3 separate regions of the Homo sapiens genome follow, and all the other regions are linked to region 2. Evidence: chromatin contacts called from ENCODE Hi-C or POLR2A ChIA-PET data. All regions are on one chromosome and are shown on one strand. The core of a region is the stretch at or near the end of the contact, and the rest is flanking DNA. Distances in the headings are between cores, read along the strand shown.

Region 1 (2,999 bases), core at 131-2,630, 140 kb after region 2:
CAATTCAGGCAAGACCTGAAGGAAGCGAGAGAGCGAGCTGTGGGAAGGGTGGCCATGTCATTTATCATCCAATACAGGACACCTCTGAGACTGGAAGGGGACACTATTAATAGTCATATGGGTTCACAAATTCAAACCAGGACTGTCTTGGGCAAATGCAGACATCTGGATCTTAGCCATGATGCTCTCTGGAGTAAAGGCACAGCAGAGGGGCGAACAAGAGGAAGGACCTGCAATTCAGAGTGAGCCTGATCTATCTGGGGAACCTCCAGAGTGAAATGAGAGGGAGAAAGCAGGAGACGAGGACTGAGCGTAACAAGCAGCCACATGACATGAGGGGTCTATCTGCCACCATAATGCCTTGGCTTTTACTCCAAGTGAGCTGGGAAGCCCTTGGAAAATTTTGTGCAGAGAAGTTCATAATCCAAATTCTATTTTATAAAGGTCACTCTGATTTGTTGTGTTGAAAATAAACGATATGGAAGGGCAAGGGAGGAGCCCAAGACCAGGTAACTCGCTACTGCATCCAGGCAAAAGATGATGGCACCTTAGGCCAGGCTAAGACTGATGGAAGTAAGACTATGGATATATCCTGAAGATCTGACATTAATTGGTTTTGCATATGGTTATAACAAATTAATGTCCGATATATGGTTATAAAAATTTGAATAATTTTATCTAATTTCTTTCAGTGGCTCATTAACATAATTGATCAGGTAGCTTAAGGTCAAAGATGGGAGTTCAGTTCCCATGTGGCTATAGATCACCTCTTGATGGCCACTAACCCCTTTGAAAACACATGCTATAGGTTACATAAAGGGACTGGGAAAGGGAAAAGATGACCCCACTTAACAATATCACCCTGACTAGAAAAACAACCCCAGGATCCCACACCATCTATGAGAAGCCAAGCATTCAGAGCATACGTATATAATTAAGCCAGGTGTGGTGGTATGTGCCTGTAGTCCCAACTATTTGGGATGCTGAGGTGAAAGGATCACATCATCCCAAAAGGTTGAGGCTGCAGTGAGATCAAGCCACTGTACTCTATCCTGGACAACAGAGGAAGATCCTGTCTCTTAAAAAAAAAAAAAAAAACTATGTATAATTAAATACTTGCATACCAATTAAATAATAATATTGTGTGTTATTCAAATTCTTCTCACATACGGCAACTTGGTCTTGGAAATATAAATTCATTTGTCCATAAATGTGTTAAACATTGAGTGGAGAAAATGAATAAAGATAAGCTCTTTCAGTCTAGTGAGGAGACAGACATGGAAAACAAGCAGTGAGATCACAACATGCCAAGTTGTACAATTGGGTTATGCATACGGAGCTGTGCGGAAACATGCCTAACACACCCCGGGAGGGCATGGGAAGGAGGGGGAACCACCGGGGCAGGCTTCAAAGAAGAGGTATTGTTGCAGCTGAATAATAAACTAAGTTCATGCCTGCCAGTCAGAATCAGGGGTTAAAGACAGGGAAGAAGCATATTCTATAGAGAGGAACCTATCTATGCAAAGGAACACGAGGACACAGTTCTTTTGAGGAGCACAAGAAATGCCTGGAATACAAAATATGTTATTGTAATGACAACAACAGCTCCTATTTGTTGAGTGCTCACCATGGATGTCCAGCACTGTCCTAAGAATTTATGTGGATTATCACATTTAATAGTCAATCTCCAGCCAGGTGTGGTGGCTCATGCCTGTAATCCCAGCACTTTGGGAGGCTGAGATGGGCAGATCACAGGAGGCCAGTAGTTTGAGACCAGACTGCCCAACATGGCAAGACTCCATCTCTACTAAAAATACAAAAATTAGCTGGGGGTGGTAGTACACACCTGTAATCCCAGCTACTTGGGAGGCTGAGGCAGGGGAATTGCTTGAACCCGGGAGGCAGAGGTTGCAGAGAGCTGAGATCGCACCACTGCACTCCAGCCTGGGAGACAGAGTGAGTCTCTTCCTCAAAAAAGAAAAAAAAAAAATTCAATCTCTTCATGATAAAGACACTGAGATACCCAGAAATTAGTGTAGTAACTGGCCTGAGGGCTTCACTGCTCATGAGGTGGAGTCAGGCCTCATGTCCTAAGATCCTGGAGCCTGCGCTCTTTCCACCTGCAGTACCATGTGGAAGAGGAGGCAGGTGAAGATACAACCACAGGGAGGAGCTGGGTGATGATCAGCACTATAGCCATGAAGAGCCATGAAAGGGTTACATGTGGGAAGGAGTGGCTGATCAGATCTGCATCTGGAAACATCAGTGACAGTATGGACTATGAATCAGAAGGGATGAGAACAGAGCAGGAAGATCATTTTGAAGGCTACTGCAATAATCCTGGCCACAAATGACAGGAGTCTGAACAATGCAGTGAGAACGGAGGTGAGGAGCCAATCAGAAGAAGGAGTGGAAGAGGAAGCATGGGCTGAGGAACAGGGAGACATGAGTTTGGCTGTCAATGCATTAAGGATGAGGTACTTGGGGGCCATCTGAGCAGAGAGGTCCATCAGGTGGACACACCTACAGCTCAGAAGCCAAAGAGAAGGCTGAGCCAGAGCTTCAGGTTGCAGCAAATGCTTTTCCAATTTGAGTCTGCCAGGGAACCCTTAGCTCAGAGGACTCCACAATGGTGTCATGTTAAAATCTTCCACAACCACCCCAAATAAAGATTCTTTGAAACTTCTTTTCCCTAAAATGATTTTAAAATTCTAAAACAAATTTTATGGGAAATCAACTGGTCCACCTGAGCTATCCCAGGCCCCAAACAACTTCCAAGACTACCTGGGTACATTCTGGTGCTGCTACCATCAGAACCTGTAATTCCCCCTGCTTCAGTTAACCAGTGAAACTAGTTCAAGTATAGTCAAATGAGTCCCAGAGTAGCCCTCCTCGGCGCAACTCTACCCCAAACAGCCTGAGAGGCTCAAACTCTGGGTTCCTAAAAATGGCTCCTTGGCATAGCAAAGCAATAGCCCCTCTAAAGGTACTTTCTTTTC
Region 2 (2,904 bases), core at 371-2,870:
TCTAACATAGAAGGCAGTCAGTGGATCAGGCCCAGCCCACAGCTGCTCCAGGTCCGGGAAGGATCAGACCCAGCCCACAGCCAATCCGCGTCGGGCGGGGAAGGGCTGAACGTGGAGTAACTCTCAGTACAGCCGCTGAAAGCCAGGGCTCTGGCCCCTCCACTGCCACTCTTCTGCTCCAGGGACAGCTGTGCTGGCCGAGCGCCACCTCAGGAGCGGGTCAGCATCGTTGTCCCCTCTGCCCCCCAAGGGCCTGGGAGATCCTGAGGGGAAAAAACCAAAGCCCTTTGGCAAGTAACTCTGACCAAAAACAGAAAAAAAACGGCCGGGCACAGTGGCTCACACCTGTAATCCCAGCACTTTGAGAGGCCGAGGCGGGCAGACTCTTGAGGCCAGGAGTTCAAGACCAGCCTGGCCAACATAGTGAAACCTCGCCTCTACTAAAAACACAAAAATTAGCCAGGCGTGGTGGTGAGTGCCTGTAATCCCAGCTACTCAGGAGGCTGAGGCAAGAGAATCATTTGGACTCGGAAGGGAGAGGTTGCAGTGAGCAGAGATCGCACCACTGCACTTCAACCTGGGCAACAGAGCAAGACTCAAAAAAAAAAAAGAGGCCGGGCGCGGTGGCTCACGCCTGTAATCCCAGCACTTTGGAAGGCTGAGGTGAGCGGATCACGAGTTCAGGAGATCGAGACCATGCTGGCTAAGACGGTGAAACCGCGTTTCTACTAAAAATACAAAAAATTAGCCGGGCGTGGTGGCGGGCGCCTGTAGTCCCAGCTACTCGGGAGGCTGAGGCAGGAGAACGGCGTGAACCCGGGAGGCCGAGCTTGCAGTGAGCTGCACTCCAGCCTGGGCGACAGAGCGAGACTCCGTCTAAAAAAAAAAAAAACAAAACAACAGCAACAACAACAACAAGAACAAAAAACAGAAAAAGCAAGGCCTGGGCTCCACATATTTCCTCCCCTCACCATCCTCCATGGACTCTGTTCGCCCTCACAGTGTGCAGGGCTCGGGGACCCAGGTGACAAGGGCCGACCTGCCAGCCGACCACCTGGCAGGAACCGCAATGGTTGGGCGGATACAGTGGCTCTGCCTGTGATCCCGGAGCTTTGGGAGGCCGAGGCGGGAGGATGGCTTGAGCCCAGGATGTCGAAGCTGAGTGAGCCGAGATGACGTCACTGCACTCCAGCCTGGGTGACATAGTGAGGTGACCCCTCTCATAAAAAGAAAAAGAAAAGGAAAGAAAGTGAGAGAAATAGAGAGAGAAGGAAGGAAAAGAAAGAAAGAAAAGACAAGAAAAAAGAGGGAGAAAGGCAAGGGAAAGACAGGAAACGCAGGGACTGACTGAGGGACTGATGGAGGAGGCGTGTGAGCCGGGCTGGGGACGCGACTGACTGATCGGCTGACAGGATGACCAGCTGCACTGGGGTTGCTGAGGGGTGGCAGCGACAGCCAGCCTCTCAGCCTCGGTTTCCGCCTGCCTCCTGCCTCAAGCCAACTCACTGCGTGGCCTACCCCGACACTAACCGGCGCCTGAACCAAAACCCACGGAGCCTGGCGGCCGCGGCTCCCTCAGAGAGTCGCCCTAGACCCTGCGCGGCTCCACAGCGCCACCTCGAGGCTGCGCCTGGAAGGGAGGGGCTGGGGAAGTGGGCGGAGTCAAGGGCGGGGCTACAGGTGGAGCGTCGGCAGGAGCTCCAGCATCCCCTTTCCCGGGACGCCGCTCCTCTTCCCCGCCTCCTTGGCTCTCCCCCGGAGCCTCTTCCTCCTCCCCCGTTCGAGTGGGCAGGTCCCCGCGGGAGCCTGAGTCGCACTGCAGACCTATCCTGTGACCTGAAAGAAACTCCCAGTTCCCCATTAGACCCCCTGGCAGCCTGGGCATCCCGGCGGTTCCAGGGACCCGCTGGGGCGGATGACGGCCGAACCTTTGGGCGCCAGGCTGGCAGTAGACGTGATAGAGGTGAAAACCCCACCACCCTCTTAATCCCCAGAAATGCTACAGGATTCTGGGGGGCCTGAGCGAGCAGCTGAGGACAAGGGCCGATGATATTTGCTTTATTTGTTACTGGGCTTGCTCCCTCCCCCGCATCCCGCTGCTCTTCACACTTGCAAGCTCACCTGACTGCCAGGTGGCCGGTCTGGAGCATGGCGAGCACCTTCGAGCCCCATAGATGGCAGCACAGGCCTAAGAAAAGTCGTACCAGAATGGTGTCTCCCTTCCAAACTCAGGCCGGGAGAGATAGAGCCACTTAGGGGAGAAAACTAATGTCCAGAGTGGCAGAAACATCCTCACATCCCGAAGGGTCTTGAACCCTAACTTCTTGCCCCAGGACAAGAAGACAAGGCAGAGTAAAGAGAGGCTCACAGGGAGAGGCAAGTGACAGTTCAGAACACAGGTGCACCATGCCACGCGACTGTGGGCGTCTCCTCACCTCTCTGAGGCCGTTTCCTGAACTGTAAAATCAGGGACAAGAAGGATACCTGCGTCACGGGATGTTCTGAGATTAACTGAGATGCTGCATGCAAATCACTTAACCACAGGGCATGTGGTAAGTGCTCTAATATATGTAAAGCAACGTTCCACTGCTTTTTGTTTGTTTGTTTTTGAGACACAGTCTCGCTCTGTCACCTAGGCTGGAGTACAGTGGCATGATCATAGCTTACTGCAGCCTCAAACTCCTGGGCACAAGTGATTCTCCCACCTTAGCCTCCTGAGTGGCTGGGACTATAGGTATAGCTATCGAGCCCAGCTAATTTATCTTTTTTTATGTTTTGGAGAGATGGTGTCTTTCTACATTGCCCAGGCTGGTCTGGACCTCCTGGCCTCAAGCAATCCTCCCGCCCTGGCCTGCCAACGTGCTAGGATTACAGGACTGAGCCACCATGCCCTGCTGAGTGTGA
Region 3 (2,905 bases), core at 118-2,617, 180 kb after region 2:
TACAGGTGTGAGCCACTGTGCCCAGCCCTTTTTTTTTTTTTTTTTTGAGGCAGTCTCATTCAGTTGCCCAGGCTGGAGTGCAGTGGCACAATCTCGGCTCATTGCAGCCTCCACCTCCCAGGTTCAAGCAATTCTCCTGCCTCAGCCTCCAGAGTAGCTAGGATTACAGGTGGGCCACCTGGGTAATTTTTGTATTTTTAGTAGAGACAGGGTTTCACCATGTTGGCCAGGCTGGTCTCGAACTCATGGCCTCAAGTGATCTGCTTGCCTCGGCCTCCCAAAGTGCTGGGATTACAGGTGTGAGGCCCAGCTGCACATAATATTCTTAATCCAGGTGGCTCAGCAGCAGTGCACAGTATTGAATAGCTTCAGGTAATTATAGGCTGCAGTGCAGGGGACAGAGCACTGCTGGGAGTCAGAAGCCCTAGATGGAGTCCTGAACCTGAAACTTGCCACTATGTGACTTTAGGAAAGTTATCTAAAGTGCCAGGAATGTGGAAAGTGATTGGAAAACTGCAAATCAGCATTAAGTAATGGTGACTGTCTCCCAGTTCCCGAGTAGCTGGACTACAGACACGCGTCACCAGGCCCAGATAATTTTTGCATTTTTTATAAAGACAGGGTTTCGGCTGGGCGTGGTGGCTCAAACCTGCAATCCCGGTGCTTTGGGAGGCTGAGGCGGGTGGATCACCTGAGGTCAGGAGTTCGAGACCAGCCTGGCCAACATGGCGAAACTCCATCTCTACTAAAAGTAGGAAAATTACCCAGGCAATGTGGCACGCGCCTGAAATTGCAGCTACTCAGGAGGCTGAGGTAGGATAATCACTTGAACCCAGGGGGTGGAGACTGCAGTGAGCCAAGACTGTGCCATTGCACTCCAGCCTGGGCGACGGAGCGAGACTCCGTCTCAAAAAAAAAAAAAAAAAGAAAAAAAAAAAGAGAGATAGGGTTTCATCATAATCCCCAGGCTGGGCTCAAGTGATCCACTTGCCTTGGCAAAGTGCTGGGATTACAGGCGTGAGCCACAATGCCAGGCCTACAGTGTTTTTTAATTTCTGCAGAATTGTGGTCTAGGGAACAAGAACAGCACCCATGGTGGTGGATTTAAGAATCAAAGGCACTCCCACACCCTACTAGTCTCATAGGATGAGGGTGGGGTTTGCTCTGGACTCAGCGGTATAAGCCAAGGCAAAGAACTACCTTTGGACAGGGACAGGGACTAATGAGAATAAACATTTCCATGGAGTCTGGAGATCAATATCCTAGAAGTAGGGTGTTTACAGATGAACATCAAAAGTGGCTTGCAACAGTTAGCTAGCAAGCGCAGTTTCAGTTCCTCCTGGGTCTCTGAAGACAACAGCCTATACTGACCAACCCCATCTTTATCTTAAGTATGCTTAGTGACTACAGAATTCAACACTCACTATATAAGGCACATAATATAATGTACATTTCATGGATGTATCTCAAGTGGACAGAAATTCCTAAATACAAGCCACAGTACCCAGAGCAGAGTGCTAGGAAACAGCAGACCTTCACTGACTGCCAATTAATTCACGGGAGTCCAAGAGCTCCAAAATCAGCACCCTTATCTAATTTTAGTGCAAGTGATATACAGGAAAACACAACGGGCTCACAATGGGCTGATATGGGCATGGAGTGTCTCAACTCATAAGTGATGTGGTGAGAGGGTCTATTATTATCTCCATTTTGCAGCTGAAGAAATGGAGCCTCAGAGACTAATCCTTGGAGACCAAAAAGCTAATCAGCCAGGCATGGTGGCCTGCGCCTGTAGTCCCAACTACTGAGGAGGATGAAGTGACAAGATCCCTGGAGCCCAGGAGTTCAAGACCAGCCTAAGCAGCATAGCAAGACTCTGTCTCTTAATCAAAAAAGAAAAAAAAAAAAGCAAGCTGATGAGATCATTTAAAACCCAGTCTGCCTTAATCCAAACTCTACTCTTTTACACTACATAATGTGACTTCAAATACTTTTTCATCAAAATGTTTTCATGTGAAATCAAGGTGAGATAATCGAATGAAATAATTTTTTAATTGTGGCAAAATACATATAAATATTGCCATCGTGACATTTAATACATTCACAATGTTGTATAACTATCACCATTATTTGGATCCAAAACATTTTCATCACCCCAACAGGAAATCCCAAACTGATGAAACAGTCACTCCCCACCCTCAGTCCCTGGCAACCACTAATCTCTATATTATATATTTACCTATTCTGGACATTTCATATAAATAAGATCTTATGATTTGTATTTGATCCACTATGTCTGGCTTCTCTCACTTAACATGTGTTCAAGATTCATCTATGCTGTAGCATGTGTTAGTACTTCATTCTTCTTTATAGCAGAATAATACTACATTGTATGGATATACATTTTATTTATCTATGCTTTAGCTGACAGACATTTGTTATTTGTGTTATCCTACTTTTTAGCTAATATGAATAATGCTGTCAAGAATACGGGCTAGGCCCATAATCCGGCACTTTGGGAGGCCAAGGTGGGGAGATCACTTAAGGCCAGGAGTTCGAGACCAGCCTGGCCAACATGGTGAAACCACATCACTACTAAAAATACAAAAATTAGCAGGGTAAGGTGGCGCACACCTATAATCCCAGCTACTTGGCAGGCTGAGGGACGAGAATCGCTTGTACCTGGGAGGTGGAAGTTGCAGTGAGCCATGTTCGAGATCGCAGCACTGCACTCCAGTCTGGGCGACAGAGCGAGACTGTCTCTAAAAATACATAAATAAATAAAATAAAGAATATGGGCCCAGTCGCGGAGGCTCACGTCTGTAATCCCAGCACTTTGGGAGGCCAAGGCGGGCGGATCACCTGAGGTCAGAAGTTCGAGACCACCCTGGCCAACATGGTGAAA

The links. Hi-C counts contacts between places; a loop is a spot of excess contacts on that map. ChIA-PET counts read pairs that join two places held with the same protein, here RNA polymerase II (POLR2A). Pooled maps may share reads with other maps.
Region 1: a loop to region 2 is called in a pooled map, with 5 times the contacts of the local background. The contact joins the enhancer-like site here to the promoter of LINC02558 in region 2. A Hi-C loop is called at or near these places in 3 of 168 maps with a recorded cell type or tissue (G401, IMR-90 and endothelial cell of hepatic sinusoid) and 10 of 50 pooled maps. POLR2A ChIA-PET finds 5 or more read pairs at or near these places in 8 of 52 experiments (BJ, MCF 10A, activated CD4-positive, alpha-beta T cell and 5 more).
Region 3: a loop to region 2 is called in a pooled map, with 4 times the contacts of the local background. The contact joins the enhancer-like site here to the promoter of LINC02558 in region 2. A Hi-C loop is called at or near these places in 2 of 50 pooled maps. POLR2A ChIA-PET finds 5 or more read pairs at or near these places in 4 of 52 experiments (GM10248, PC-3, SK-N-SH and 1 more).

What each region holds. Positions count from the first base shown.
Region 1 is chr22:31,824,997-31,827,995 of GRCh38, reverse strand. All of the region lies in intron 24 of DEPDC5 (DEP domain containing 5, GATOR1 subcomplex subunit), which reads right to left. Among named protein-coding and RNA genes, the nearest start is that of DEPDC5, 72 kb to the right of the region's middle. Within about 2 kb of position 1,380, at least 2 of the 41 ENCODE cell types and tissues checked have a DNase peak (open chromatin) inside an H3K27ac peak, as active enhancers do.
Region 2 is chr22:31,969,539-31,972,442 of GRCh38, reverse strand. It overlaps LINC02558 (long intergenic non-protein coding RNA 2558), which reads right to left and starts at 1,620. Exons shown (of 5, transcript NR_149128.1): 1 at 1,531-1,620. RefSeq lists enhancers at 2,261-2,370, 2,441-2,490.
Region 3 is chr22:31,788,769-31,791,673 of GRCh38, reverse strand. The region is part of intron 10 of DEPDC5 (DEP domain containing 5, GATOR1 subcomplex subunit); the gene reads right to left. Among named protein-coding and RNA genes, the nearest start is that of DEPDC5, 36 kb to the right of the region's middle. RefSeq lists an enhancer at 1,060-1,119. Within about 2 kb of position 1,367, at least 2 of the 41 ENCODE cell types and tissues checked have a DNase peak (open chromatin) inside an H3K27ac peak, as active enhancers do.